Regions from separate parts of the Homo sapiens genome. Here regions 2, 3 and 4 are each linked to region 1. The links are chromatin loops, found by intact Hi-C in ENCODE. Cell type or tissue: Calu3. All regions are shown on one strand.

The links. Hi-C counts contacts between places; a loop is a spot of excess contacts. Peaks named below come from ENCODE experiments on the same cell type or tissue, not always from the same donor. Only the 100,000 strongest peaks of a DNase experiment are listed, where the experiment ranks them.
Region 2: it touches region 1 in a loop (14-fold over the local background); 100 of 110 quality-filtered maps call a loop at or near these places.
Region 3: it touches region 1 in a loop (10-fold over the local background); 55 of 110 quality-filtered maps call a loop at or near these places.
Region 4: a loop joins it to region 1, with 3 times the contacts of the local background. A loop is called at or near these places in 9 of 110 quality-filtered maps.

The regions. Positions count from the first base shown.
Region 1 is chr9:72,818,024-72,826,023 of GRCh38, forward strand. It overlaps TMC1 (transmembrane channel like 1), which reads left to right. Exons shown (of 24, transcript NM_138691.3): 20 at 2,819-3,058. Among named protein-coding and RNA genes, the nearest start is that of LINC01474, 52 kb to the right of the region's middle. In Calu3, no CTCF peak of the experiment used is centred here; a DNase peak (open chromatin) is centred at 4,518.
Region 2 is chr9:72,276,979-72,284,978 of GRCh38, forward strand. No RefSeq gene overlaps it. Among named protein-coding and RNA genes, the nearest start is that of LINC01504, 24 kb to the right of the region's middle. In Calu3, a CTCF peak has its summit at 4,145 (motif pointing right); a DNase peak (open chromatin) is centred at 4,143.
Region 3 is chr9:72,035,493-72,043,492 of GRCh38, forward strand. LOC101927108 (a long non-coding RNA gene) reads left to right here. Exons shown (of 5, transcript XR_001746719.1): 2 at 1-27. Among named protein-coding and RNA genes, the nearest start is that of C9orf57, 21 kb to the right of the region's middle. In Calu3, a CTCF peak has its summit at 3,640 (motif pointing right); DNase peaks (open chromatin) are centred at 3,669 and 6,519.
Region 4 is chr9:72,199,495-72,207,494 of GRCh38, forward strand. GDA (guanine deaminase) reads left to right here. Exons shown (of 14, transcript NM_004293.5): 3 at 3,077-3,248. Among named protein-coding and RNA genes, the nearest start is that of GDA, 54 kb to the left of the region's middle. RefSeq lists a silencer at 3,836-3,995. In Calu3, CTCF peaks have their summits at 3,920 (motif pointing right) and 4,121; a DNase peak (open chromatin) is centred at 3,917.

The DNA.
Region 1 (8,000 bases):
ACCCTAGGAGGCTGATGAGGGAGGGGGATGTCATGTAGAGGGAGGTGTGGGGCAGGTGTAATGTAAAATTAGTAGGCTGACTCTGCACAAAGGTCCTCACACACAATCGTTCCATTATTTTATGAAGCATGAGGATATAATGCCTGAGCTTAACCATTTTCTACAGAAACAATTAAAAATGTACGGGGATGTTTTATTCAATTCCATTGGCTTGTGACTGGAGATATTGAATTACTCCTTTAGGAATCGCTGAGTAGTGGAGGTTATTTACGCAGATGTTGTTAACATCAACATTTATAGATAAAATCCATTTTGCTATGATTTGGTTGAATGATTAGTAACCTTTATTTACGCACTTATTTTTTGAAATACACATGATAGTTTCTGTGCTAATATTTTTAAATGATGAAAGCACAGAATATCTTTATCATAGCAGGATATTGAGAAATGGCAGAGAACACACAGTGAGAGAGAAAATGAGTTTTGGACATTGCTCCAACACTGCTTCACTGGGTACTCTCCCGCCAGGTTTATCACCTTTTTTTCTTCACTTTCTCAGTTGATCAGATGTGAATAATTTACCTGACATGTACATGTCGCTGATGTAATAAGGAGAGTTAAATAAAAGAAGCTTTCATTTTCTTTGATCTTCCAGGAAGAAAAGAATTTTATAAGGCTAAAGTGTTACAATGATTTTTACTGACAGATGATGGGATCATGCCTGGGTAAGGGACTTAGTGAGCCGAGCTGATTAGTAATGCATGAGTAAAGATAGGATGAGCATTAACATTCGGATATTATTATGCCAGGACTTATTTTTCTAGCTTATGGCTCTTGAGTTATTTGTTTAAAATGTCTTTGTGATACTTATTTTGAAATTTTGAAATTTATTTATAGATGTATACACAAATAATAAGCATATACATACAAACAATGTGCACGTATATAGGTACAAATATATGTGGTTTTAGGCAAGTCTCGATTTTGAATTACGTGCAAAATTATATTTTAGAATTGATCAGGTTATGCAGCAATGAAACAACCTCAAAATCGTAGCAGCTCATAAAAGGAACATGTTCAATGTGGGGTGGAAGAAGAGCTTTGCTCTTAGAACTTACCTTCACTTTAGAGACCCAGACTGATGGAATAGGATCCATCTGAAACATTGCTATCACACTAGCAGAGAATGAAGAGAAGGAAAACCACACAGGACTTTTAAAGTTTCTACCCAGCAGTAAGGACCTAATTTCTATTCATACTTTATTGGCCAAAACAAGTGATGTCACCACCTGATTTTTAGGAAGACTCAAAGTGTATTACATCAACATGTATTGGTATTGGGGAGTATAATCTAGTGCTTTGCAATTCTAACCCATTAGCTGGGACTATCACTTGCTTACTTGCTCACTTTTTTGGCGTTCCCTCTCTCTTGCTGTCCTGTAACAAAAGTATACTGTATTGTTTTAAAATCTGTCTTCTCATTAGAAAAAAATAGTTTAACTTCCTACAAAGTCTTTGTTCAATTCATTATGGTAAAATATCATTCGTATCTATTGTCCGAAATCTTGTCAACAAGACAGCCCAAATTGTGACAATATTCCACTTTTCAAATAAATGAGTTAACTTTGGGTTGGCAAAAGTTCAATTATAGTGGAAACTAATTTCTTCATCTAAATTAAAAATGTCTCTATAATGAACCAAATTTACGTTGGATTGGCTAAACAACTATTCAGGGAGTACAAAATGCTAAACCTAGCTATAAATGTTGAGGGCTTCATTATAGATAGGACAGTTTAAAAGACAGGGCTCCCCTTACATTTTTAAAATAAGTGCACATATATCTTCTTTTTGATTTTGAAATAATAAATTGCTATTTATATTGATTTATGGTGCTAATGAATTTTCTCATCCAAGAAGAGTGAAACTTATTTTGTTGAAATAATCAACTAAGCCATCAAGTAAAAGTGACCACACCTAAGTTGTTCCCACCTAAAAGTAGTATTTTAAAATGCTTATAAAAACTCAGATGCACAAAGCAGAGAATTCCCAAGACAAGCTAAAGTAAGAAAGTAAACAGATAAACTAAATTTAAATAAATGTGTGGAATTTTCATCTCAAAAACCTATAAGCTAGTTATAAATTTTCAATAAAACCCTATTTTAGGAGGCACAAACACATCATTGCAATTGGCTTTAAAACACCATATCACCTACAAAGAGAAAATGATCAACATCAGAAAGAGAAAATTTATTTTAATTTTTTTCTTTCATTAAGCAAAAAACTTTTTTCATTTGTACAGTCGTGGCCCACTGCAACCTTGACCTCCTGTCATTAAGCAAAAACTAATTATTCATGACAGAAGTGATTAATGCAAATGTACAGTTTTTTTGAGTAGAAGAAGTGACTTTAAGGGTTAATTATTTTTAACAAGTTATATTTATAGGTGTATTAGTCAATGATATAAGTGTTGGGGAAAGTTTATTTTAGAATTAGAAGAAAGAAGTAAAACAATTGTAAATATTGTTTACTCTGTTGTAGTTTAAATTCACTAATGATAGTAGGTATAGTTAGTTACAGCATCCTTTCTATGAAATAATTATGATATGCAATTCCTACAATAATGGGGAAAGTGGCAAAATGTGTTTAGAAGTTGGAAATAGATAAGTGCAGTTTCTTTATGAAAAGGGTTTGTCTGGTTGAAAGTGGCAGTGTATTTTCTGCCTTTGGAAAAGAAGCATGATGTCAAATAAACAGGTGCAGTGTGACTTTGTTATGGAGTAAAGACTCAAAACTGAGCAGAGTTCTGTTTTCTTTCTAGGATGGGCTCCTTCTTTGCTCCCAGCCTCCCAGGCATCAATATCCTTCGACTCCATACATCCATGTACTTCCAGTGCTGGGCCGTTATGTGCTGCAATGTTCCTGAGGCCAGGGTCTTCAAAGCTTCCAGATCAAATAACTTCTACCTGGGCATGCTACTGCTCATCCTCTTCCTGTCCACAATGCCTGTCTTGTACATGATCGTGTCCCTCCCACCATCTTTTGATTGTGGTCCATTCAGGTCTCTTGCTTTTGAAATTTGACTCAGGCATCGTGTTCTTTCGGGGGTGGAGGTGGGAATGGTCATTCATTGTATAAGCTATTTTTTCCCCCCAAACAATGACATTTTTGGTTGGTGGAAATGAGATCCCGGCTGGGCGCAGTGGCTCATGCCTGTAATCCCAGCACTTTGGGAGGCTGAGGCAGGCAGATTACCTGAGGTCAGGAGTTCGAGACAAGCCTGGCCAACACGGTGAAACCTCGTCTCTACTAAAAATACAAAGAAAAAAAAATTAGTCGCGTGTGGTGGTGGGTGCCTGTAATCCCTGCTACTTGAGAGGCTGAGGCAGGAGAATCACTTGAGCTCAGGAGGCGGAGGTTGCAGTGAGCTGAGATGGTGCCATTGCACTCCAGCCTGGAGGACAAGAGCAAAACTCTGTCTCAAAAAAAAAAAAAAAGAAAGAAATGAGATCCTTTGGGTATTCAGGTTCAATAGGTGACATGGAGATTCTTAGGCAAGTTCTGTCTATTTCCTCATTTGGGAATCATAAAAGAGAAAATACTTTATACTTTTCCAGGCTCTGCCTGGGTAAAATATGTATGGTGAATCTGAGCTGTTTCCATGTTAGAGGATAGCTAAGAGCAAGGTCTGATGACAGTGGTCTGGATGTGAGTTTGCCTGACTCTGGGCCGTCACATCCAGACGTGGTCAGCTATCACTACTTCTCTTGTGCATTACTACCTTAAAAAGAGAGAGAGAGAGACAGACAGAGAGAGAGAGAATACCCCACACTTTACCTAGGAAAGAGAATTATTACTAAATACTAATGAGCATAAGGAGGGCCACCCAATTTGTTATCCAAAATATCACATGCTAGTGAAAAAAATTAAGGCTGTTCCACATATATATTCTCTCCTAATTATCATTCAAGTCAGGAATCGAGAGTCACAACGGCTCCTTGATCCAATTTAGAGATACACATTTCTACAGTTCTCTATGACAGAGCTCTCTTCTCTCTATGACACATATCAGAAACCTAAGTCCCTGGGATCTGGAGGATGAAGTTTCTTTCCCTAAAGGGCCTTAGAAATGAATCTACTACAAGTTCTCCCAAGAATCTCTGCATGTTGATTCACTGGCCAGCATGCACTTGAGCTGTTTCTCCTTTTCAGTGAAGGAAATGAGACTGTAAAAAGCCATGTGAATGATATGCATGATGCTGTAATGCCCACATATAATTCCTCCATTATGTTGTCAGACCCAAGTTATTTAATTAAAGTCAAAAGGTTCATTGCTGACAGACTAAGTATATAAGAGACATTTTCACTCTTAACAGTAGTCTGAGTTATTGCTTTGCTGGAAAACAAGAAAATGTTAAGCCAGCTGATCGAGTTAAACTAGCTGGACCTCTGTCTACTCAGAGAACTGATGTTGAGAAGCTCTGTTAATTCCGTTGTGTGTGTGTGTGTGTGTGTGTGTGTGTGTGTGTGTGTGTGTGTGTTTCCAAGTGGGCTGAAATAAATAATGCAGACAGTGACATCTGGAGACTAAATATGAAATTACAGTCTTGATGAGACATTCGTCTCAATAAATTCCGAACCAATCTCAGAGTACAAAGTTCAAGGAATATGCCATTCAAAGGCTTTAGTTAATTGCAAATTATTCACACTACTTATTATCCAGGATAAGTTTAGGTGTGCATTAAGCTATTAATTGGAAGTTGATCCTTCTCAGTAAAACATAGCAAAGGACCCTAGCTGCCTGTAAGGGAAACCACACAATGTAAACATGGATCTCCACAGATGCATTCAGATTTACAATACGTCTTAGACATGAACAATAGTTGCACAATTTCAGCTTCTTAAGCCCTAACTCTTCTGGCTTTCCTAATTGGCAAACTTAGGCAAAATTATGGCATGTAAATCACTATTTTGAAATCAGGGAAATTTATTTTTTATTTTTAAAATTATTTATTTGTTTTTTAATTTCCATAGGTTATTGGGGAACAAGTAGTGTTTGGTTACTTGAGTCAGTTCTTTAGGGTGATTTGTGAGAAATCAGGGAATTTTAAATATTTTCAATGGAGTACTGGGAAGGGTTATCTCTATGCTATTTAGATTTTTTTTTTCATGTCAGTTTCCTCACTTTAGAGCCAAAGGATGTTTGCATTGTTTATTTGTCTGGACTTAAAAGTTTGAAAGGATTGTCCTGCTCTAGAAATGAGGTGAGAATGCTTGTATGCTTGTACTAGTGGGTGCCTCATAGCTTGTCATCTTTATGAACCCCAAGTTTTAGGTGATTTGCTTAACCTTCCTGGTGAAGGTTGTCTGACTCTATCTAGATCCTGGGCAAGCAGGAATTTAGGAAATATAAATTTGAACTAGGTTACTGGAGGTATCACAGTGATGGCTAGTTGCTCTCCAGTGTAGGGAAGTTTTCAGGTAAGATGGCTATAGTATATTTATCCATTCAGTAAAGCAATTTGATGAGATATTCTAGCTTGTCTGGTTTTATAAGACCTGGCTAGAGAGGGTAAATTTTCCAAGAAATTATTCCAATAGGCTAGTAAGTGGATTTATCGTAAATAGTTGACAATTTAAAGATGTCCAGATGAAGGCAATTCTAATTGTTCTATAGCATTTCCTGACACCTGATGTTTCCTCCCATCTATGTCAATAATTCTGAACAATTTATAGTTCTCTAGGTTTTTATATACATCCCTGCTTACATTATGACAATTTTATTTTTCATATATTTTCATCTTACTGCAAAGATAATATGTGTTTATGCTAGAAAACCTAAACATTGTAGAAATATTTTTACATGAAAAGAAACATGGCCCATAATCTTGAAAACCTGAAATAACAACTTTTTAGCATTTTATATTCTGTTTTGCCTTTCATGCATGATTTTTCATAACTGAGCTTGTACTGACACAGGATGTTTCTCAGCCTCTTCACTGGACTCACAGAGGGGCACCCTGTCTACTCGGCCTGCTGTGCTTAACCCCTTGTGGGAGGAAGCACGTGGGCAAGTGAGTGCGGGATCTGGCGAGACACACTGGGCACTGACACAGGAGCAAGCTCCATGTGGGGCCCGTGGCCAGACCAGGTGTGTCACCTTGAGGAGAATGCAATGGTGCCCAAGTGCCTATGACCCTAAAGCCCCAGAGGGGGTGTTACAATGCTTCCTGAGTTCCACCATCCTCAGCCTGATGGATGGCAGTGTCTTAGCAGCTCAGTTGGCCCCTTGCCTCATCATGTGGGGCAGCTGCCCTCCACTGGAGAGGGCAAAGGGCCAGTGTGACAGTCTTTCCTGGGTTCCCACAATCGGTGGGTCCCAAGCTCTTGTCCAGCATCCAAGAAGAATGAGGTCACATGGATTATTGAAGGATGGTGAAGGAGGAGAATTTTATTGAGTAATGAAATTGGCTCTCAGCAGAGAGGGCAGTTGGAGAGGGGCCAGGAAGGGCAGGTCATCTTCCCCAAAGTCAGGTTGTCTCTTCTCCAAAGTCAGGCCGACTCTTCCCCAAAGTCAGGCCGTCTCTCCCCTCTACCAACTGAGTCTGTGGTCTTTATAGGCACAGGATGGAAGTGTGTGCTGACTGGTTTGTGAGTATGCAAAAAAGGCTAAAGTGAAGGTGTCACTCAAAGGTAGACACGACAGTATAGAAACCCAACTAGGAAAGGGTAGGTATATGTAAAATAGGTGAAGGGTGGGGATGAATCAGAGGAAAGTGCGCCAAACAGGAAGACAAGTTCTCAATCCGGTCTGAGGATTTAACTTGGACCTTGGCTTTCAGGCTTTAAACTGTCTTTGGCTTGGAGGTGGCATTTCACCAGGTACCTGCCCCTATCTGCCTAGGCATTTGGCTGCCTCCTGTTGCTATCAGTATACTAGGTGCAGGTTTTTTAGTATTAAAAGTTAAAATTATATTGTGAGACTGCTATTATATTGGTCATTTGCAATCATGCTTTATGCATCTATTTTTCTTAATAGTTTAGCTGACTTCTAGAGATTGGGGATAGAGAAGTTTCCTCTCTGTGGATCTAGGACACAGTAAAGTGCTGGTCAATAATTTGAATGAATGAATGAATAATGACTGCTTATTGTGCACTAAGCACTAGAAGAGACACAGGGTTAAGTCCATGCATTAAGCATTGATTCTGGTCCTGTGGCACTTATCACCCAGCTGGGAAGACAGGCCTCCTCATAAACTGTTCTAATCTAGAGTGGCGCTATGCCTACAGCAGGACTATGGATAGACACAGACAACTGGAAAACAATTCTGAGAATATTGTATGATAGCATACTTTGGCTAACCTGGCAGGAGAAGGCATTGCCAGGGACATGTAGATGCGTCCATAATTTGTACGTAATTAAGATATCTGGACTCCTTTCTTTGGTAAAAGACCTGACCTGAAAAAGGTACACAGGAATCCCCAGGGACTTAGCAACTTTGCTTTGGGTCACACTGGATGCTGAGAAGGCCTTTGTGTGTAGGGATAATTTCATAAAATTTGAATGCCCCCACTCTAACTACGTTCATCAGCTATGACCTGAGGTGCTGGAGAAGGGAGGATAGATGGTCTTATCTTTTTTGGTACTTTTAATTTATCTGCTTATCCTGTATTCCATCTGGCTGGGGCTGCATTGGGGGGTATGAACAATTTGGAATGGTGAAAAATAAAACATATTGGAATAGGGAGTTATAATCTTATATTGCTTGTAAGCTTCATTCCCTCTTATGTATCATAAGTCTTGAAAATTAGAGTGTAGATCTTTAATTTGTGAAGCAAAACTTGTACCTCTGTAGTCCAATGACTACTGACAAAATATATGGAGTCACTATGTCTGCTGGAAGATAGTATTGGTTAGACCAGGAGAAAAAAACCATAATCTGGGACTTGCGTGTCATTGTTATTTAGTAGTTGAAAATGCTTAAAGATTAAAATACAAAAGC
Region 2 (8,000 bases), 540 kb before region 1:
GTGAGAACCTTTGGAGACAGACTGTTGGAAAGTATCTGTGCTCACTTTACTCAATGCAATCCAGCTTTTAAGTAGGGCCGGCTATGTGTATCTTAATATGATTTTCAACAGCTTCCCCTGGAAATCTTTATGTTCAGTAATATTTTACACAGACCAAAACTGGGATACCAAGGACGTCAAGAGAATATTCATGACTTGGCTAAGAGTCAAAGAAAGATTTTATGGTGACCCAAGAAAAGAGTCAATAAATAGCCAGTCTTTCTTTAGAAATTGTTCTTTAAAAGCTTGATTATTTCTGGTTTCTGGTCAAAATTTACTCCAGGAAGACTAGACAGGCCATGCTGGCCAAAAGCCCAATTGTCAGGGCAGCTGCCCTTGAAGTTGGGAGAAATTTTATTAACAATAAAGTTCCAAGGTCAGAATCTGCAGGTGGGAAAAACTCATGGTTGAAAATTGCCAATAAAAGACAAGTTCAGTGGTCTGTGCCTGCAATCTCAGTGACTCAGGAGGCTGAGATTGGAGGATCGCTTGAGTTTAAGAGTTCATGACCAACCTGGGCAACATAGTGACACCCTGTCTCTAAAAAACAAAAAGAAAAAGAAAAAAGAAAATTGTAACAAACACCGATGAAATCAAACTGAGTCATGCGTATCAATTTGGGTGAAGTTTTCAGGAATCTCTAAATCTATTTTCTTGGTAGCCAGGAAAAACAGCAACAACAACAAAACCTTATAGGGATGAACTCGTTCTCTAAATTTAAACTCCTTGTTTAATACGCTTTTAGCAGGAGATCATCTGAATCTGTTAAAAAGGCACACTTCTCATGATGTTTGTGTTAGTTTGGGTTCTCCCCAAAAACAGAGCCTGAGAAAAGAACTCAGGTGTAGAACATGGGAGGCGATCCCAGGAAACAGGAGAAAGGGAACTGGAAGAATGAGCAGGGAAGGAGAAAATCAATATAAGGAAGGGTACATTATCAGGGTTACTGCCATGGGCAGTGTGGGCTCAGTTCTCTCAGGAACGCTGAAAAAGAAAAAAGTTCTTGTGGGTCAGGAATTTGGGAGCAGCTTGTCTGGGCAGTTATGGCTCTAGGTTTTTCATAGGTAGCTGTTAGATGTTTGCAGGGGCTGTGATCATCTGAAGGCTTGTCTGAGGCTGGGGGATCCCTCTCTAAGGTGACTCACTAATGTGGCTAGCAAGTTAATGTTGGCTTTTGGCCTTAGGCCTCAGCTCCTCTCCACATGAGCCTCTCCACAGGGCTGTTTGATTGTCCTAGCAATACAGCGGCCAGCTTCCTCCAAAACAAGTGATCCAAGAGATAAAAATGGAATACACAATGCATTTTATGATGTGGCCTTGGAAGTCACACACTGTCACTTCTTTCATATACCATTGATCACACAGACCAGACCTGATTCAATGTGGAAGAGGCTATGTGAAGGTGTGAATTCCAGGGAAACAAGATTCTTTGTGGTCATCTTGTAGGCAAGCTGCCACCTAGCCTCAATTTCCTAGCCACCAAGTTCTTGAGAGGATTAAATGAGATAACGCATATAAAGTTCTTTTTTTTTTTTTTTTGAGATGGTGTCTCGCTCTGTCACCAGGCTGGAGTGCAGCAGTGCAATCTCGGCTCACTGCAACCTCTGCCTCCCAGGTTCAAGCGATTCTCCTGCCTCAGCTGGGATTACAGGCACGCAACACCACGCCTAGCTAATTTTTGTATTTTTAGTAGAGACGGGGTTTCCCCATGTTGACCAGTATAGTCTCTATCTCCTGAGCTCATGATCCTCCCGCCTCGGCCTCCCAAAGTGCTGGGATTACAGGCATGAGCCACTGTGCCCAGACTGCATATAAAGTTCTTAATACATTACCTGGTATAGTAAATACTCAATAAATATTAGTTATCACTATTGTTATGAGCTTCTCTTTTCTTTTATCTTCTTTCCACCCAGAGACAGACCATCTTCATAGTAGCTGCCATGATTGTAAATTAGTGTACAGCTGATTGTTTAACTGAATTGAATGTTTAGTTTCAAAGCCTAATCTGGGCGTAACATCTGAGTAGAAAATCCTAATGCAACATTTAAGTTTTTGAAGGGCAGCAGGTTATCTGAAAGCTTGATAGCTCTTTCAGTTTGAAAGCTGTTGTCTGATCATCACCCCTTTCACTTTCGTAGCTCTGGACCCAGTTGAAGCCCAAGGACTTAGCTCTACTTCCTCCACCCCTGGCACCTGCTTGTCATGCTAAGAATTGATCCTCTGAGAGAGGCTGGAGGCTATAAAAATTCACCTGTGTCCCTCACACCCTGGTGGGTTTCCTGATGGGTCTGAATCTCCCTCCCTAACCCACACCCCTAGCTTTCACCAGGACTCTTTGGAACCAGAAGAGCATTCTGCATATTTCTTTGGTTTGATTCCTATGTTTGAGGTCTGGCTGTGTGGACAGATTTTATTACTTTATGTCTCCCAAACTGCTCAAATCCTCACCTAGGTGGCATTTTAACCTAGTTTCCTTTTCCCCAGCTGGTGAAGCAGTGGTGTATGAATAAATCCAACATCCTTGGCAGGAGAAAAACTTTTTGTCTGATTACTAGAGCTACAAAATATCTCCTTTGTCCTGTTGTACTTTTGGGGTAACATGATAGTCCACTCTTTCCTGCTCTTCTGTCTGTATTTGCTGTTATGGACCATATTTGCTTTCTCCATCCTTAGCCATGGCCGTGTTTGTTTTGACATCCATAATATCCTTAGACGAGCGCTGTGGTTCTTAGCCTTGGCTGCTCATTAGAACCACCTGAGAGCTTAAAAACTTCTCAATACCCTGGCTAAACACCAGAACAATTATATAGGGATCTCTGGGCGTGGAATCCAGGCACCAGTATTTTTTTCAAGCTTCCTATGTTGATTCCAATGGGCAGCCAAGTTTGAAGACAGTGATTCTCAGACTTTTTAAACTTAGAACCCCTCACCTCTCTTAAAAATTATTGAGGAGCCGGGTGCGGTGGCTCACGCCTGTAATCCCAGCACTTTGGGAGGCTGAGGCGGGTGAATCATAAGGTCAGAAGATCGAGACCATCCTGACTAACATGGTGAAACCCCATCTCTACTAAAAATACAAAGAAATTAGCCAGGTGTGGTGGCAGGCGCCTATAGTCCCAGCTACTTGGGAGGCTGAGGCAGGAGAATGGCGTGAACCCGGGAGGTGGAGCTTGCAGTGAGCCAAGATCACACCACTGCACTCCAGCCTGGGCGACAGAGACTCCGTCTCAAAAAAATAAATTATTGAGGAGCCCAGAGTTTTTGTTCATGTCGATTATATTTAGATATTTACTGTATTAGAAGTTAAAACAAAAAGTTTAATTCATTCACTTAAAAGTAATAACAAACCTATTATATGTTAATATAAATAACATTTTTTAAAAATGAGAAATAGCTATATTTTCAAAAAACTAGAACAGCAGCTTTTTTTTCTGTTATTTTTTATTTATTTATTTATTTTTTGTGACAGAGTCTTACTCTGTCACCCAGGCTGGAGTGTAGTGGTGTGATCTTGGCTCACTGCAACCTCCACCTCCCAGGTTCAAGCTATTCTCCTGCCTCAGCCTCCTGAGTAGCTGGAACTACAGGCATGCACTACCATGCACGGCTAATTTTTTGTGTGTTTTTAGTAGAGACGGGGTTTCACCATGTGGTCAGGCTGGTCTCGAACTCCTGACCTCAAATGATCCACCCTCCTTGGCCTCCCAAAGTGCTGGGATTACAGGCATGAGCCACCGCGCTCAGCTACATTGTTTTTAAATAACTTTAATGCCTGGTTTAATAAAAAAAAAGCTTGGATTCTCATATCTGCTTCTATATTCCATCTGTTGGGAGTGCAGCATGTCATGTGGCCTCTGGAAATCTCTATATTCATAATGAGAATAAAAAAGGCAAATTTTTATATTATCATGAAAATAGTTTTGACTTTGTGGACCCTTCTTTGGGTTCCCCAGGCCACACTTTGAGAACTGATGTGCTAGAAGACTGTAGAGTGAATGATGCCAAGGGAGTTAGTTAACAAGCGTCTCTTTTCACCTCACTTTCAACTACCCTTCAGTTCTCCCTGCCCTTATTACTGTCGGCCTCTAGAGGGAGCGCGAGGTCCTTTACGCCAACACCCGCAGGCTGCTGCAGCTGAGGCCAAATTTTAAGTACCTGCAGGAGCTACAACATTAGGGAAGGGGGATCTTGGGTTATAAGAAAAGGAATGAAAGTTTTTCTTTTCCTCCTCCTTTTTGTTCTCCTTCTTTTTCTGTTCCTCGCTCTCCCTCTTAGAATTCCTGAAGCAGTTGACATTTTTCTTTGTTGAGCTTTCCTATTATTCCCATTCAGTTGGTGCAATAAAGAGCAAGACAAGCAGAGATCCGAGAGTACAGGCTAGAACCATGGTTCTCCCCCTTCATATTCAGCAGAACCACCTGGGCAGTTTGTTTAAATGTAACTTCTGGCCGGGCGCGTGGCTCTTGCCTGTAATCCCAGCACTTTGGGAGGCCGAGGCGGGCAGATCACAAGGTCAGGAGATCCAGACCATCCTGGCTAACACGGTGAAACCCCGTCTCTACTAAAAATACAAAAAATTAGCCGGGCGTGGTGGCGGGCGTCTGTAGTCCCAGCTACTGGGGAGGCTGAGGCAGGAGAATGACGGAACCTGGGAAGTGGAGCTTGCAATGAGCCGAGATCTCGCCACTGCACGCCAGCCTGGGGGACAGAGCGAGCCTCTGTCTCAAGAAAAAATAAAGTAGCTTCCGCTGTCCCTACCACAAAAGCTGTTGATTTCATAGGACTAAGGTGAGACTCATGAATCAGCATTTCTAAGAGGACCCCAGGTGATTCTAATCCAGGTGTTCTGAGGACATGGTTTTGAGAAACAGTTACCTGAGAGAAGAGGTCACCTGGGCCTACATATTTCAGGTAAAAGGAGCCTAAAGCTAAGTATACTTCGTGGGAGTGTAGAGTAAGCATGGCCCTCACCCAATGTGGCTAGAACCCTCTAGAACTCAGTATCCTGAATTTTAAACACATATCTCTCATTATGGCTAGAAAATTGCCTTTAAATTTTGCTTGTATCCCCGCTTCATCTAGAGTCTCTTCTTTCCAATGAAAACACTGGAATATGTTCATTGGGACCATCTAAGAATCATCTGAGACCAAGCTGCATGACAAAGCAGCATCAGGTAAAGAAACTGGTGATATTTAACCTGTAGAAAGGAAAATTTGATACAGATTAGGGAGCCATCTTTCAATATATAAAGGCCTACAAATGTGTTTTAAATGACTCTAAAGGTAACATTCAGAAAGTCATTGGTAACTTGGAGACAAAACAATGTTATTTGTTCTACAGAATTTTCTGCAATCACAGCTGCCCAAACAAGAAATGGACTGTCTTGGGAAGGGTGAGTTTATCATCACTGCAAGTATCTGAACACAGCTTGAACAATGACTTGGTAGGGATGACATGGGGGTGATTCAACCACAGGTTAGGTGACTGAAGAAGACTTTGAAAGTCCTTTCCAACCTGGAATATTTGATCTATGCACTGAACAAAATGGAACTTTTTTTGCCCCCTTGTTATCCTACCTATTTCTCTGTGAAAGCCTCCCAGGCAAGGGACACACAAGACCAAGTCATGCTGCAGGTTTTATTCATGGTGGCTGTGACAAATCTTGGACCTAAGTTGAACCAGAATCTATACACGCAGTTTGATTTGAGTCACTGAATTCCCTTCATCCTGAGAGTGCATGCATTTGTTGGGTACCCTGTTCTATCTTTTATTCCTACACCTGCAGAGTCCCTTAGTTCCTTGTACTCATAGTGTGGTCTCAGGACCAGGAGGAGCAACATCACCTGGGAGCTTCCTGGAGATGCAGAATCTCAGGTCCCGCTGAAAGAGACTGCAATTAACCTCTAACTTTGAGTTTAGAGGCAAATGCAATATATTCCCAACACAAAGTAGTCTATAAATGGAAGGCTCTTTCAGGAGAGGAATAGTGGTTTGTTGATCTTTGAGGGCCTTGCTCACAGCCAACTCTCAGAGTGTGTTGATGTGAAGTGGTTTATCAAGCTAGATAAAGAAAGGAGGAGCAGCAGTACACCAGGAGAGGGTAAGTCGAAATGTCTCTTGGGAGTCAGGGAGGAGTTACAAAGTAGCAGAAGGACTCTGAAGATAGTCTCCGATATAAGCTTGATCCACCTCTCTACTTGTCTAGAGTGCATCAAGGTCTCCCTTGACATTATCACTTACAGCAGGCTATCCCATAGGGCTCACCAGGTACACTCAATTTACCAGTTTGTATAGATGTGAATCGGATCAATAGCCACCATGTGGCAGGGCCAGGACCTAATCCTTGTGTGCTCTGCTCTGTCTCCTATACCTAGAGCCAATGCCTCTCTTCTCTTATCCTGTATTAGTTAGCTACTGCTGCATAACAAATTAGCTCAAAATTCAGAGACCTAAAACAATAATCATTTATTATCTCACATACTATCTGTGGATCGGGAATCCAAGGGGAACTTAGCTGGGTGATTTTGGTTCGAGATCTCTTTAAGATGTTTGCCAGGGCTGTCATTGTCTCTACAGAAGCTGGAGGATCTCACTCACATGACGATTGGCAGGAGGCCTCACTTTGTTATCAAATGGACATCTCCGTAACCTACTTGAAAGTCTTCATGATGAGGCAGCTGACCTTCTTCAGAGCCAGGGATCCACAAGAGAGCAAGGCAGAAGCTGCAGTGTATTTTTCCCCCCAGAATATCCTATCAATTACACAAGTCAGCCCTATTCAATATGGGAGGGCATTTTACAAGCTCATGAATACAAAGAGGCCATTGGGGGCCATCTTAGAGCCTGGTGACTACACACTCTTAGACTCTGCTCTCTCACTTTGATCATTAAGACAGACCACTTCTTCAACACACATGTCTACATATATAAACAGTATGTTACAAAAGCATGGCTCATGACACAATCAAAACACAATTTTAAAGTAGCCTCCCACTATTCCTGTAAAATTATTCCATAAAGGTGATTTTCCTAGCCCTTGGTAGGCCCATGACTTAACAGCTCACTCTTACACAACATCGAGACCTACTGTCACTTTACAAGGCAAACATAGTTAATTCATAAATTAGAATATCTACTCCAAAACAAATTAAAATGTTGAACTTGATTTAACTTTGCTTTTCCCCAGATGTCATCTGGTCCTGCTTTAGGCTGAAACTTATAGTTTAAAAAGGAAGTGTATTGTAGAGTGTCTGGTCAGAAAAATAGACACTGCTGTAGAGATGTCAAGAGAGAGGGACTTAATGCAGCACATTGGCTCCAAAGGGAAAAGGCTGAAGGAGCAAAAGAAGGAAAGTGATGATGAAGCTGTGAGCTGGAGCTCATAACCCCACACTTGGTGTTCAACTGCTAGAGATGGGACTGCTGCTGCTGTGGGACCTGCTGGTTCTGCTGAGCAGAAATTCAGAAGGCTGCACTCCCAGCGATGCTGCCAAAACCACTACCAATGCTGCTCAAGGTCACTGTTAACGCCAGGTGATCTGCCTGGCTCAGCCTCCCAAAAGTGCTGGGATTACAGACATGAGCCACTGGGCTTTTTTTTTTTTTTAATTATAGTCATCCTAGGGATGTGAAGTGGTATCTCTTGGTGGTTTTGATTTGTATTTCTTTAATGACCAATGATATTGAGCATCTTTTCATGTACTTATTGGCCATTTGCTTATCATTTTTTCAGAGAAATTTATGTTGAAATCCTTTGCCTATTTTGTTTTATTTTAGAGATAGAGTCTCTCTCTGTCACCCAGGCTGGAGTGCAGTGGCATGATCATAGCTCACTGCAGCCTTAAACTCCTGGGCTCAAGTGATCCTCCCATCTCAGCCTCCTGAGTAGCTAGGACTAAATGTGTGCACCACCACACTAACTTTTTATTTTTTGTGGAGATGGGGTCTCACTATGTTGACC
Region 3 (8,000 bases), 780 kb before region 1:
AGGAGGTGGAGATGTACAGAGGAGGAGGTTAGTAGGCTCAGAGAAGACGGCGTGATAGAATGGATTTATTGCATAAGACTACTTATTGCCGACTAGGTTTTCAAAGAGGGCCCAGGGGTACTCTTTTTATCAAAGAGATAAGGAATGTGCTGGTGAGGGGCGCCAGAATCACTGACAGCTCAGGGGTGTCTGTCCTCTGTAGGTTAGGGCTGATAATCTTAGGTGGTATTGCAAAACTGATCTCTTTTCTGGTGTCAATGGGAACAGTAAGATTTCAGAATGACAGAGACCAGTGGCAGTGCTTAAGCATCTGCATCAGATGCATGGAGACAAAATTATCATAATTAACAGTAAGCGTGGAGTGTCAAGTAGAGCACCTTGACCTGCAAGAGTCTATAATGATGGTTCACAGAGTTTGGTGTTCTTAGAGGTGAGGCAGATGGGTAGCCAACTAGGGTGATGCTTGAGTTATAGCCAGAAAAAAAAAAAAAGAAATGATGAGAGAAAGACTGATGTTAGTTACCACTATAAATTCTCTCTATCCTTGTTTTCATATTCGAGTAATTTTCAGACCCAAAGTCCACTTAGAAGGGACTATGGGGCTGGGCGCGGTGGCTCACGCCTGTAATCCCAGCACTTTGGGAGGCCAAGGCGGGCAGATCACGAGGTCAGGAGATTGAGACCATCCTGGCTAACACGGTGAAACCCCGTCTCTACTAAAAATACAAAAAATTAGCTGGGCATGGTGGCGGGCGCCTGTACTCCCAGCTACTCGGGAGGCTGAGGCAGGAGAATGGCGTGAACCTGGGAGGCAGAGTTTGCAGTGAGCCGAGATCGTGCCACTGCACTCCAGCCTGGGCGACAGCATGAGACTCCATCTCAAAAAAAAAAAAAAAAAAAAAAAAAGGACTGTGGGTCCTTGGAGGGAGGATTCTACAGCTCTCCAGCAAGTATATATAATACGTGGTCCTCTAATTCTCCCCCAAACAGAACTACATGCTGGGGAAGTTTCTATTGTGAACCCTGTCTAGGGCTGTTGGATACAGGATTTCAGCTGCAAAGTTTAAAGGAGAGCCATCATATCCCTGTTCAATTCAATTGCACGACCCCTGTAAAAACCAAATGGGCTGTAGCAATAAAGGTGGACTACCATAGATTTATACAAATGGCCCCAATTATAGCTGCTCCACTATATGTGGCATCTTTACTGTAACAGGTCTGGTACTTGGTATTTGGTTATTAACCTGGAGAATACTTTTCCCCCCATTCTGTCAGTAAAGGTGAGCAAAAGAGTTCACATTAATGTGGGAAGTATAGTAATGTACCTTCACTGAATTGGATCAAGGTTGTATTAAGCATCCTAATTTCTGAAATAAAATAGTCTTCATGATCCTTGATCATCTTGACATTTTGCAGCATATCATGATGGTCTGTTACCTCATTGATATTATGTTAATTGGATCTGGGGAACAGAAAGTAGCAAAGACTGTGGATGTTCTAGTTAGACATATGGGGTCCAAGATAAAATGAAAAAGATTCAGGGGGCTGCTGTATTGGTGAAGTTATTAGGGGCCCAGTTGTTAGAGATATGCTGGGACACCCACATATCTCCAGGAGAGAAAGAAATCATAGCATCGTGTACCCTCCACCACAAAGAGGATTAGTGGTTGTTCAGCATCTTTGGATTTCAGATGCAGCCAATTTTGAGTGGAGACCAGGGCAAGAAAGGACTTTATAGCAGGTTAGAGTCGTGCTGCAGTCTGCCCTGAGTCTTGTGCTAAATGACCCAGCAGGCCTAATGGTGCTAGAGGTACCCATGGTGGAAAGGATGCTGCTCAGTCTCCGGCAAGCTCCAATAGGGGAGGCACAGCAGAGACCCACAGTATTCTGGATACAGTCATGCCTTCTGAAGCAGAGAACCATGCACTATAGGAAAAGAAGCTCGATGAGGGTTATTGTGCCATTGTAGAGACTGAGTATCTAACTATAGGTTGTCAAGTGGCGATGAGAATGGAGATGCTCACCACGGATGGGGCATCGTCATAACCACTGAATCATAAGGAACTTTCGTAATTTATTGTATGATGAAAAATCGTTCATAAGGATCAGGCCCAAGCAGCTCCAGAGGGTATGTCACTTTTGTGGCACTAATGCCTCTTCCTCAGTTCACACACATGGCCTTACAACAGCTTCTGGATGATCCAGTGGTGGAAGAGGAAAACTCTTGCATCTGGTTCACAGATGGTTTGGCTTAGCATATGAAGGGAAGGAGAAAATGGACAGTTGCCACATTATAGTCTCATTCAGTATTGACCTTAAGGACAGAGTGTGGGGGAAATCCTCTCAGTGGACAGAGCTGCAACCGGCACACTTGGTTGTTCACTGTGTATGGAAGAAGTGGCCCGAGATTCAGATATGCATAGACTTCCGGCTAGGGGAGGATGGCATGGTTTGTTGACCAAGGGTGTGAAACTAGCAATATTAGAAGATTGGTGACATGTGGATTGCTATAGTACAGATGTTTGTGTCTCCTGAAAATTCACATGTTAAAACCCAGCGTCCAAGGTCATGGTATGAGAAGGTGGGGCCTTTGGGAAGTGATTAGGTAATGAAGGGGATTAGTGCCTTTATAAAAGAGACCCCAGAGAACTGGCTAGCCCTTTCTATCATGTGAGGACACAGTAAGAAGCCAACATCTGTGAACCAGGCAGCAAGTCCTCACAAGAAACGAGTTCCTGGGTTAGGTGTTTTCCATAAGGTACTTTTTTTTTTTTTTTTATAGAGTCTCACTCTGTTGCCCAGGCTGGGGTACAGTGGCATAATCTCGGCTCACTGCAACCTCCGTCTCCCAGGTTCAAGCAATCCTCCCAACTCAACCTCCCAAGTAGCCAGGATTACAAGCATGCACCACCACACCTGGCTAATTTATTTTTATTTTCATTTTTAGTAGACACAGGGTTTCACCAGTTTGGCCAGGCTTGTCTCCAACTCCTGACCTCAAGTGATCCGCCGGCTTTGGTCTCCCAAAGTGCTGGGATTACAGGCATGAGCCAACGCGTCTGGCCTTTCATAAGGCATTTTATTTAATTATCAGAACAATTACATGAGTAAATATTACAATCACAACAATGTTGATGAGAGAAGTTAGGCAACTTGCCAAGCTAGTCAGCTGGGTGGCTAGGATAGAATCCAGCTGTGGTCCTCAACAGTGCAAACACAATTCCCACTTGTTTTTTGAACTTAAGAGCTATGTAGCCTACTGGGTCAGGTGAATTTACTAGGACTCAGGAATCATCTTCCCTCATCTTCACTCCTTATTTTTTAACCTACATTTTACACTTTGTCCTCCTCAGTCAGACTGCTAACCTCCTTCACAGGCCGTGTTATTGAGTAGCTAGGATTACAAGCGCTCACCTCCATGCCCAGCTAAATTTTGTTTTTTGGTAGAGATGGGATCTCGCTATGTTGCCCAGGCTGGTCTCGAACTCCTGGGCTCAAGCGATCCTCCCGCCTCAGCCTCCCAAAGTGCTGGGATTACAGGACTTAAAGAGACAGTAAGTAGAACATCTTGGCCTGATAGGTCCAGGAAAAGAGCCAGGGCAACTATCAGCTTGGACTGTAGAGTGCAGTTACCACAATTGGCCACCAGATGGCAGAAGCACTCAGGGAATCGCGTCGGGAAGGCAAAGGATGTGCTGAAGGGCTTAGGGGAAGCCTCAGGCCCGAGATCCAGAGGTTAGCGCGTTCTCAGCAGGGAGGGCCAGTTGTTCAGGTAAATATAATTCAGACAGCTAGAATATGGGATGCGCTGGTGAGATTCAAACAGGCCCACTTTGGTTCTACCAGAAAGAGAAATAGGGAGAGTGAGCTGGAGATGGGATCATTGCAACAGAACGTTTCAAATGCTCAAGATCAAAACACAACATAAATAAGCTGGGAAACAGGCTGGATGCGCTCTGCAGGCAGGATGAGAACGAGAACGGGTGATTGGCATTCGAAGACAAGGTTGAGCTGTGAGTGAAATTCAGGGTAGGCTGAGCATCCAGAAGGGAGTGAACCTTGGTTATGCCTGGGACCATCTGCCCCATAGATGACCGTGTAGCGGACCGTATTTCATAGAAATGGCCCTAAACACATTTTGGGTCATATGTTTCCCAGAAGCTTAGTACTTCCCCGACAAGGGGTAGAGTCTAGGTACTCTCCCTGTGAGCCTGGGCAGGGCTTCCTGACTGCCTCAACTAACAGAGCACAGTGAAAGTGACATATATGACTTTCAAGACTCAGTCATAAACACGGTGCAGTTTCTGTACGGCTTCCTCTCTCTCAGGACCCTCACTTAAAAACCCCGAGCTACCATGTGAGGAGCCAGGCTACCTGGAAGCTGCCATGTTAGAAACGATGTGGAAGGATCACATATGTTGGGGCTCAGAAAATAATACCCCAAAATGGAGACCTCAGAAGCAGAAGTTTTTCTCTGTCACTCTCCTGCCCTCCTATCTCTCAGTCACATTCTCCCCTGAGGCCAGCCAAGGAAACGAACATCCCTCTTCCCCAACATGGGTTACAGCAGCGGTCCCCAGTCTTTTTGGCACCAGGGACCGGGACTAGTTTCATGGAAGACAATTTTCCCACGGAGTGAGGTGGGGATGGTTTCAGGATGAAACTGTTCCATCTCAGACTATTAGGCATTATGTAGATTCTCATAAGGAGCACGCGACCTAGATCCCTCCCATGTGCAGTTCACAATAGGGTTTGGCCTCCTGCGACAATCTAATGCCACCACTGATCTGACAAGAGGCAGAGCTCAGGCGCTAATGCCTGATCACCCACACTCACCTCCTGCTGTGTGGCCCGGTTCCTAACAGGCCATGGACCAGTATCGGTCAGTGGCCCTGGCATTGGGGACCCCTGGGTTATGTGAAACCAGAACTCCTTTTCCCTAAAGCTAGTCATAAAACCTAAAAATATTACTCTAATCTACCCCTCTGCCTTTCTGTATAAAAACTGGCCATAAAGAAATTATTTGGCTTATCTTGTTTGACTCTTGGTCATAAGACCCCCATTTCAGAGATGATCCTGCCCCATATACAGAAGGAAAGAATACTGCACAGAGAAGCCAAGAAGAATCTAGACAGACAGGCCTTACTCAGTCTATCGGCATTAGATCATTCCATTTTTGTCTAATCATATTTCCACATAGTCCATACTGTATTGGACCTAAGCAATAAAATGGACAATGTCCCCTGTATTTTTGAATCTTCATTCTAAAGGCTCCCACTATAATAATAGTCCTATACATAAAATAGTATGTATATGATTACCAAGAAATATAAAAATATTTTTAAAAGATATAATACATGTGCTTCTTTAATAATGTATTAAATAAGATAAAGTGTTGCCTATAATAACTACTGTAACTTTCAAGTGTTGGTGAGCATAAATGATATTTGGAGGTATCTGCACAACTGTGATAAAACAAACTTATTGGCCGGGTGTGGTGGCTCACACCTGTAATCCCAGCACTTTAGGAGGCTGAGGCGGGCAGACCACGAGGTCAGCAGATCGAGACCATCCTGGCTAACACAGTGAAACCCCGTCTCTACTAAAAATGCAAAAAATTAGCTGGGCATGGTGGCGGGTGCCTGTAGTCCCAGCTACTCGGGAGGCTGAGGCAGGAGAATGGCGTGAACCAGGGAGGTGGAGCTTGCAGTGAGCCGAGATTGCACCACTGCACTCCAGCCTGGGCTACAGAGCGAGACTCTGTCTCAACAACAAACAAAAACCCAAAAACAAACTTATTGCTATTTTTTTGGTAACAAAGTCACAGGTACTTCTAATATTTTCATGGCTTGCTGCTTTTATGCATTATGGAAGGAAAAGCTATGTTTCAGTTAGAAATGGGCGAAAATAAAGGAATAGTATTTTTTTTTCCCATCAAAGTTCATGGACAACTTCCCCTACATTCCCCAACTCCCACTGTTGAGAACCATGGGAAGCGGGTGCTTGCAAGGATCTCAGGGAATATTAACCAAGCCTGTCTTTGCAGACGGTGGAAGGGAAGGGAGTGACATTTGGTCCTTGCCCAAGGTCACATGGCTCTTTGGTGGCAAGGCATTTCCCTAAGTGTTCCCCTGCTCCTTTCCATTGTCTTTTCATTCTCCTTCCAGTACATCTGTCTGCTTCTCTCTTTCTCCATGGCTTTTTCTTCTTCTATGACTCTTCCTAGTCATAAAATGAAATGGAGATCTTTAAAACCAAAGCCATGTGTACACTCACTGCTTTCTCATTCTTATCCACAATTCCAGAGTTTTTTTATTGGGCCTCATTGTTCTCATTTACATCCTGTGACTTTTCACATGAGCCCTCTGCTTAGATCATAAATCCGTGTACATTCCTATATCTCACCCCAAGAACACGCTGCACTCTTGGTGGTGCACTCTTTTTTTTTTTCCATGTGTCTACATTAGCGTCTCTTTCACGTGCGGTCTGAGAACTACTTTTAGCAGAATCACCTGGCCCTCTGCCCAGCCTCATGACTACATGGGGGTGGGTGTTGAAAACTTGCATTTTATTAAGCTTCACTGACTGGTCTAATGGCTCTGAATGTTTGCGAAACACAGACCTGAGTCCTGCCCTTCCTGAAGGGCCACACTAGTTCCACCGACACTAGTTATTCTTTTTTTTTTTTTTTTTGAGACAGAGTCTCGCTCTGTCACCCAGGCTGGAGTGCAGTAGCGCGATCTTGGCTCACTGCAAGCTCTGCCTCCCGAGTTCACCCCATTCTCCTGCCTCAGCCTCCCAAGCAGCTGGGACTACAGGCACCTGCCACCACACCCAGCTACTTTTTTTGTATTTTTAGTAGAGACAGGGTTTCACCATGTTAGCCAGGATGGTCTCGATCTCCTGACCTTGTGATCCGCACACCTTGGCCTCCCAAAATGCTGGGATTACACACATGAGCCACCGCGCCCGGCCGATATAGCCTCTTCTAACCACAAGAGCCTCACTCCCCCTGGAGACTCCTACTTTTAGTATTGCTGCTTCTTGTATCCTATCCTGTTAGCATGATTCAAACGTTAAAGCCAAGAGGAAGAAGGAAGAGAATGAGGTGATGAATACTGGTCATGTACCGGATATTCTGCAAGGCTCAGTGACGCACTGTTGACCATGTTTCACAAGTAAGAAAATTAAAGTTTAAAATGTTGGGTAATGTGTTCAGGGTCACACAGTTAATAAACGGTGGAATTAAACTGCTAGCCTTGGTCTTTTTTTTTGTTTGTGCTCCAGTGCCTCTGTTCTCATGACACAGACTTTATTCAACATATCCTCAGGGTTGAGGCATAGCATCTTTGCATTTGCTGCATCTCAAAATATGTTCCTTTTTTTGCAATCATCTGGAATTGATCCTTCACAGATTTCTTTCTCATTTTCTACCCACTCCCTTTAATGTATGTCCTGCTAAAAGTTCTGTCGTGGTCTCTTCTCTTTTCTCACTCTTCATTCTAACCTCATTTTTTGCACCTATGTGCCAGATGCCTGAATCTATCTCAAGCCAGGATTTCCCTGTTGAGCTTCAAACCCATATGCCCCAATGCCTAGTGTCAGTTCCATAGGGACTAAAATCCAACTAGCCGGACTTTGTTCCTTGGCCTCACTTCCAAGCACCTTTTCTTACCAACCACTTCAGCTGCGGTAGCAGATTCTGTGGGAAGCCTCTTTCAACATGTTCTCCAGCCTGTATTTGGTGGACCTCCCCAGTGCAGAGGCTCCCATGATCCTTTTCTATTCTACCCCTTAATTTCTCAGGGCCCCAGGGCTTAGTCCTAATCCCTCTTTCCTTCACTCATTCCTTAGGTGGTCTCATTGAGTTTAAAGGCGTTTTCAAGCGTAGATTTTACTGATGGATCTCAAATATCTCTCTCTCCAGCCAGATCTCTCCCCTGGGCTTCAAACTTGCATATCCTATCACACATTAGCCATCTTCATAGGGGCGTCTAATC
Region 4 (8,000 bases), 620 kb before region 1:
CTCCTACATGAAAAACATAAAGTGACTTGAACTCTTCTTCATCCTAACTTTCACTACCAAATATTTTAAAAGGGCGCTCTCCATCTGCACAGGACTTTCTCAAACACTCTCTTTTTAGCACTTAGTGCAGTAACAAAAACATTCTAGAGACTCAGTGACTACTTTTTAAAGGAAGAGCTAAATCTTTCCAAAATTGGGGGTCTTAGGATTATTCCTGAGGCCATGCATTTTTGACCCTTGCAGTTTTTGGCACTAGTCACTGCCCTGCTCCTTCTTGAATGTCTCTTCTTTACTGTCCCTGACACCTCTCTGTCCTGGGTTCCCTCTACCCTCCTGACAATAACTCTGCCAAGATTGATCCTGATCTTTTCTTTCTCAGTCTTACTCCTGAAGTCGAAGGTGCTGCTTAAGATGTTGGTTTGTTCTTCCTTCCACAGAGAACTCTGGCATCGCCAACTTCTAGAGTTACCTATATAAGACCCTCAAATCTGAATCCTTTCTTTTTTTTTTTTTTTTTTTTTGAGATGGAGTCTCGCTCTGTCACCCAGGCTGGAGTGCAGTGGCATGATCTCTGCTCACCTCAAGCTCCGCCTCCCGTGTTCACGCCATTCTCCTGCCTCAGCCGCCCGAGTAGCTGGGACTACAGGCGCCTGCCACCACGCCTGGCTAATTTTTGTATTTTTAGTAGAGATGGGGTTTCACCGTGTTAGCCAGGATGGTCTCGATCTCCTGACCTCGTGATCTGCCCGCCTTGGCCTCCCAAAGTGCTGGGATTACAGGCGTGAGCCACCGTGCCCAGCCTCCTCTCCTTCTTTTCTTCTGCCTCTTCTCCCTTCTCCTTCTTCTTCCTTTTCTTGCTCTTCTTCTTCCCTCCTCCTCTTCCTCCTCCTCCTCTTTTTCTCCTTCTCCTCCTCCTTTCTCGTCCTTTTCCTCTTCTCCTCCTCTCCTTTTTCTTTCTCCTCATTTTTCTTCCTCCTCCTCTCTGTCTCCCTCATTCACCCGTAACCTCCTCAACTAGATTATAAAGTCTTTGACGACAATATGCCTTATTTTTCTCTGGACTCTCCACAGGGCTTGGCGGTTTCCTAAATATAGTAGACATTGGGAAATATTATTTGGTTAAACAATTTAACTGCATGAGGAAGTTACACTGCTATTCCGTTTTATGACGGGAGAGAAAGCAAAGACCCAAAGGACTGACATTGTAGAGAGATCAGTGACTGATACCTGAGAGAAATCCATATTCCACCCTCCCTTTCAGAGTGCTTCCCACATTATAGGCCCACTTAATGCTGCCTTCTTGACGTCCTTAAAAATTTGTCACAGTTCTTTATTTCCATAGTCAGTGAATTAACAATTCCATCACGTGGAACGTAGTGACCGAGAGTACTGAACCTACAGACAAACTGCCTGGGTTTGAATCTCAGCGCCAAAGCTGACTAGTTAACAGTTACTTTTTTTCAAGCTACATAAATTCCCTGAGCTTTAGCTTACCCTTATGTAAAGGAGGGTAACAGTACTCTCATACTTACTAAGTTTCTTGTGAACATTACATCATCATCATCATCATCCATAACATTTATTGATGCTTTCCATTATCTAGGCATTGTTCTTACACACACTAAATACATCCTCATGACAGCCCTATGATGCTACTACTATCTCCATTTTACATAAGGGGAAACTGAGTCACACAGAATTTTTTTTTTTTTTTAATATGTCAAATATCTAACTGCTGATTTATGGTCAAACCTGATTTCAGATCTTAGCAGGCCAAAACCAGAATGTATACACTTTAACTCAACTGCTGCCCACAGATGAGATGATGTATGTAGAACGCTGTGCCAGTGCCTAGTGAATGTACATATTCAGGAAACATTAGCTGCTGTCACCATCATTATTATAATAACTGACTACAAAAAAGCTAGTCTTTTCCATGCGATGTAGAGGCTTTCTTGTAGTCAGACAAGATCAAGATGACCACTGAGTCTGCCATTCCTTGCTCTTGTTTTAAAATAAAGCATTTAGAGTTACTCATGGCTTTATTTGGCTTACAGTTAGGTGGTATGTATACATTTGATTTGATAGCATGAGGAATTATTTGTAATGTTAGGTTTCAAGTTCAAGTTGCTTATGTGATTGAATACTTACCTAGGATAATGGTGGCAGTAGAGGGTCCCATCTTTTGGCAAATATCTGTTTGGATGAGGTTGGATACTTAATAGTGACTGTGGTGAACTGCATTAGCTCTTTAGAAAAGCATGAAGTGTCTGTTAGCACCATACTGCCTCAATTCTGTGGGTAGTGCCTCTGAACACTTTCCAGGACTTTCTAATTATAAGAATTAATAGAAATATGAATATTAATTGGTGGATCATGGTGGTAGCATTAGTGATCACAAGCATCCTGAGCATGGTTGTCACAGCATCATATGTAACTCCCTCTTCGCTTCACTACTTACACCACTGCCCGTTTGTGGTCCATCTCCTGAGATCGCCTGTCCCTAACCAGCTTGCTCTTGCTGCTTCTATTTCAGAACTCAGTTTCTGTAACACGTGGGAAAAGACTAGGTTTCTTGTAGTCAGACAAGATCAAGATGACTGCTGAGTCTAAAATTGCAGCCAGTCTGTTTCTCACCTTTAGTTGCCCTTAGTGACTGGTGTGCACATTGCTCAGCACGGCTCTAGAAGTTTTAAAGGCCTCCTCTTCCATTCTTGATCTCTGACCTACAACTATCAGTTGTGAGAACAAAGTCATGGGATTAAATCAGAGTTCCCGTCCTTTCTTGTGCCACCACTGCTTTGCTTCTGCTCAATGCTGTGTTTTTCCCTCCCTTCGTCATCACTGGTTAACCCCGACCAGCCATTCCAACCTAGAAGCTATATCTCTCCTAGCAGAGCTTCATTTTTATGTCCTGACCTCTAAATAATTGGAGAATTTACAGTTGTCTGATTGCATTACCTATAAACCTGTGTGGGTGAACAGTGAAATCATGCTTGGGAAAAAATGTGATTTAAAAATATGGGAAATGACTGAAGATATTATTAAATACTTTTATTCTCATCTTAATTTCCAGTGAGTTCTTCATGCCTGGGCTGGTTGATACACACATCCATGCCTCTCAGTATTCCTTTGCTGGAAGTAGCATAGACCTGCCACTCTTGGAGTGGCTGACCAAGTACACATTTCCTGCAGAACACAGATTCCAGAACATCGACTTTGCAGAAGAAGTATATACCAGAGTTGTCGTAAGTATCTTGTGTGTGAGTGTGGTATTCTGTTTGGTCATCTATAGAAATATCAGTTTCCTAGGACAGATTTAAATTATAAAGCATAAGCAGTTAAGCCTAAGATGGGCCATAGAGAATTTTTAAGTTTCTTTTTCACAGTCCAGTGAGTTTGTGACCACCTCACCTACACAGCTAGTCAGTGGCAAAGAGAGAATTTGAATCCAAGTTTCCAAAACCCCAATCTGGTGGGTTTACGTTACTCTTTTACTTTCTGTGTTTTACTTTACCAAATCTGGGTTTAATGAATATGTGTATTTCCCTACTCCTGCTAATCCATAATGCTGTTCTGAGGACCATATGGATTCATTATGTGACCTTTGCAAAGTTATGTGACTCACTTTTCCCATCTGTAAAAAATAGAGATCATGATAGTACCTATTTCACAGGATTCTCATGATAATTAAGCAAGTTAATATTTGTGAAGTTCTTAGAATAGTGCCTAGCACATGGTGGGAGCTCTATTTGTTTGCTTTAAAAATGCCCAAGGAAATTTAAAATTAAATATTTAAATTACTGTTAGAAGGAATATCATGTTATTCTGGGAGCTTTGCAAGGAAGGAAAATAGGATGGTCCCATATTGCATGGCACGTGGTAATGTGACTTGAGCACTGACACCACTAGAGGGAACTCTGGGGCTAGTACAGTCATTGAACAGTGGCAGTAGTGTGTACCAGCCATATGTTGAAGGCTCTGAAAGTGTCCTTCCTTCTCCTCTTTCAGGAAAATCAGTTCCTTTCTTACTCCAATCCTGTGCCCAGAACCAGAATCTACTCAGGAATTAGAAACAGTTTCTGCAGTAAAGGAGCTAAAGCGCAAATGCTGCCTTGTCTGATCATTATGTCCTGGTGTTCAGCGCACTTGGTCTGAACACTCATGGATTTTTGTGGGACCCATTGATTCCTCCTAAGGTGTTCACTACATGTGGTGGTGGCAGTATTATAAGCCTTCCACATCAACTGACCTAACCATCTTGCCAGTTTTTTTGGTCTTGCATCATTCCAGTCTTAGAGAGTAAAAGCAAGTGCTTTTTTTTTTTCTTCTTTTTTTTGGAGACAGAGTCTCACTTTGTCACCCAAGCTGGAGTGCAGTGGCATGATCTCGGCTCACTGCAACCTCTGCTGCCCAGATTCAAGTGATTCTCCTGCCTCAGCCTCCCAAGTAGCTGAGATTACAGGCACCTGCCACCACACCCAGCTAATTTTTCTATTTTTAGTAGAGACGGGGTTTCACCATATTGCTCAGGCTGGTCTTGAACTCCTGACCTCATGATCCACCCACCTCGGCCTCCCAAAGTGTCAGGATTACAGGCATGAGCCACCGCGCCCGGCCGAGCAAGTGCTAACATTTATACACTTGCCTCACGTAATTATAAATTCAGTGCAATTGTGGATCTTACATATTTAGCATGCACCACATGACACTAGAAAAGCTGAGAAGGACTAAAGCTATGTATAAAGTAGCTGGTGCATTGTGTTAATGAATGGTGTTAACCACACCAAATCTTTATTCTCAAAATTTATTTATGCCTCACATTGTTCTAAAAAAGATGTGAGATAGCTGAAAATTGCGTAGTATACAACAAAAGAAAATGAGTCATGATATCAAGGCAAAGAAAAAAAAGGGGGAAGGAAAAGTAAAATAAAACCAAGAAAACAATGTCTACTGTGGGGGTCCATGCATTTGTTAGTTTGTCATGAATTTGGCTTTAGATTTCTAGAACCTGACCCAAAGAGGGAAATCAGTTCTGAAATTTACACTGCTTTTATGATTAAAAAACACATTTGTTAAGGTAAAGCATATCTATGCTTCATACTGAAACTTAAGAAAATTAATCTCAATATTCCTTAGTGTGGATAGACACTATGCTGCCAAAATATATATTGTAAAGATTCTATACTATCAAGAAGTCCAGATAGATCATTCTTTTATGTTTAGAGAGGTAGAGTATCAAAGACTATATATTTTTCAGGCAGTACTCCATATAAATTATTTCTGACATCAGAGATTTGTTTAAGTATTTGATGTCAGGCCGAGTGTGATGGTGGTTTAAGTATTTGATGTCAGGCCTGTAATCCTAGCACTTTGGGAGACCAAGGTGGGTGGATCACCTGAAGTCAGGAGTTTGAGACCAGCCTGGCCAACATGGCAAAACCCTGTCTCTACTAAAAATACAAAAATTAGCTGGGTGTGGTGGCATGTGCCTGTAATCTCAGCTACTCAGGAGGCTGAGGCATGAGAATCGCCTGAACCCGGAGGAGGAGGTTGTAGTGAGCCAAGATCAGGCCACTACACTCTAGCCTGGGTGACAGAGTGAGACTCTGTCTCAAAAAAAAAAAAAAAAAAAAAATTGCGGAGCACATATCCTATGTTCTTTCTTATGTGTCTGATAATGAATGAGTGTGGGCCCACAAACTTTTAAGTTGGAGGCACTGAGGGTATGGCTGACATCTGTTTAAGGGTGTGGAGATGTGTTAACTAGCCACGTAGCCTACTCAGTGGGATGAGCTCAGTGGGAATAAACAGTAGTAGCTTTGGGTTTCCTTCCTCCCTTCCTTCTTCCCTTTCTCAGGGGTCTCCCTGTCCTGTCCCTTTACTGTAATTAGGGCACTTCCTGAACTTTCTAGTGTTTTCAGTTCATTCTAGTTGTGGAAAGAAAAACTTCACACAAATTAAATTTAACAGAGTAAATTGAGCAAAGAACGATTCCAGAATCAGGCAGCTCTCAGAACCAGGAAAGGTTCAGAGGACTCTGCCCAGCAAGGTGGGCAGGCAGCATTTAAGACAGAAAATGGAAGTGAGGTATAGCAACAGCTTGATTGTTACAGCTCTGGGTTTGCCTTATTCAAACTTGTTCTAATCACTTGGCACCTGTGACTGGCTAGAGCTCAGCTGCTGTGATTGGCTGAGACTCAGCTATTTGTTACAAAAGCATATTACTAATCAGGCTTTCAGTGAGTTGATAAACTAAGTTAGGTTGCAGTTCCTTATAAACTCAAAGTTGAGAAGCATGCTCAGGCCAAATTTAGCTTGCTTTAACACAGTCCAATTTGAAGTTTCAATTTCTCATTCACTAAAATCTTCTCCCATATAAGCCCTGTACCTCCTGGTTTGGGCCTGACACTGAGGAAGGGGCTTACTATCAGTGTTTGTGTAGTGCTTCTAAATAACCCCAGCTTTCCGTTTCAATTTCATCTTTAAGTCAAGATTGTAGAAAGGTGCTTAAAATTTTGAAAATTTAGAAAAATTTAGATTACATATCCGTTTTAATTTTGAGTTTTATTTTAGTTTGGTTAGTAAATGTAATGTGTCATTTTTCTTGGGGATAGCTGAGATTTATGACCTAATAAAAGGTTAATTTTTATGATTATTCTGCGATTTTTTAAAAGAAGACTGCATTTTCTCTGTTGATTTGACATTTTTTTCTATCTCTATGAGATGAAGTTGTTAAAAGTCTTGAACACTTCTATTCTTTTGCTGCATATTCTCCCATATGGTAAGACAAGAACATTTTCATTCTGTTCCCTTCTTCATCCCTACCTTTTTTGCTACGTCCTATGTTATATCATCTGAGATTTTAGTTCCATTTTTTTTTGCCGTGTATACTATATTTAAGATAATATTTAACTTTTAAGTTTAATTTAAAAAAATTATCTCAATTTAATTCCAGTTTTTTATTTTAACATCTGCACTTAATTTAACAATGAGGGCCGGGCACGGTGGCTCATGCCTGTAATCCCAGCACTTTGAGAGGCCTAGGCGGACGGATCACCTGAGGTCAGGAGTTCAAGACCAGCCTGGCCAACATGGTGAGACCCCGCCTCTACTAAAAATACAAAAATTAGCCAGGCATGGTGGCGGGTGCCTGTAATCCCAGCTACTCAGGAGGCTGAGGTGGGAGAATCTCTTGAACCCAGGAGGTGGAGGTTGCAGTGAGCCAAGGTGCACCATTGCACTCTAGTCTGGGTGACAGAGTGAGACTCCATCTCAATAATAATAATTATTATAATTATAATTTAACAATGAGCTTTGCTTTTTATTTTGCTACTTGGATCCCTGTCTTCATTCATTTTTGTTGGAATATATCCTCTGACAATTCTTTCCAATCAGGTGAGTGATAAACATTCTAAAACCTAGAATTATCAAAAATGGCTTTACTTTTTTTTTTTGACTCTTGAACAATGCCTTAGCTGTAGAGAGAATTCTATTTGAAATTATTTATCTATCAGCATCCAATGTGCTGACATCAATGTGATTCTCATTTCTTTCTAGTTAATTTTCTGGCCTTTGAGATTTTTTTCTTCATTCCTGATATTCTGAAATTGTAATTGTTGATCATCCCAATTCATTCTCAGTTTAATTCTTCAATTCATTCTCTTTAATACATAGTTCTTTCAATAAGAGAACTTCTGTCTTCCTTCTGTTTCTAGGAATTCTGTTATTTCTCTTTCTCTTTCTCTCTCTTTCTGAGTATATTCCTCTCTTCAATCTATTCTTCCTTTTGATAATTACTATTAGAAAAATATTGAAACTTCTGTTCTGTTTTCATGTCTCTAAACTTTTCTTTCACACTACATTCTTAGGAAATGGTATGGGCCAGTTTTGTAAATCATTAACTCACTCTTACTATTTATAATAACCTGTTCCTCTTTCAAGATATGACATCCTGTCCTATTCATCAAAGGATGCTATTTTTCATTCATTTTATGTCT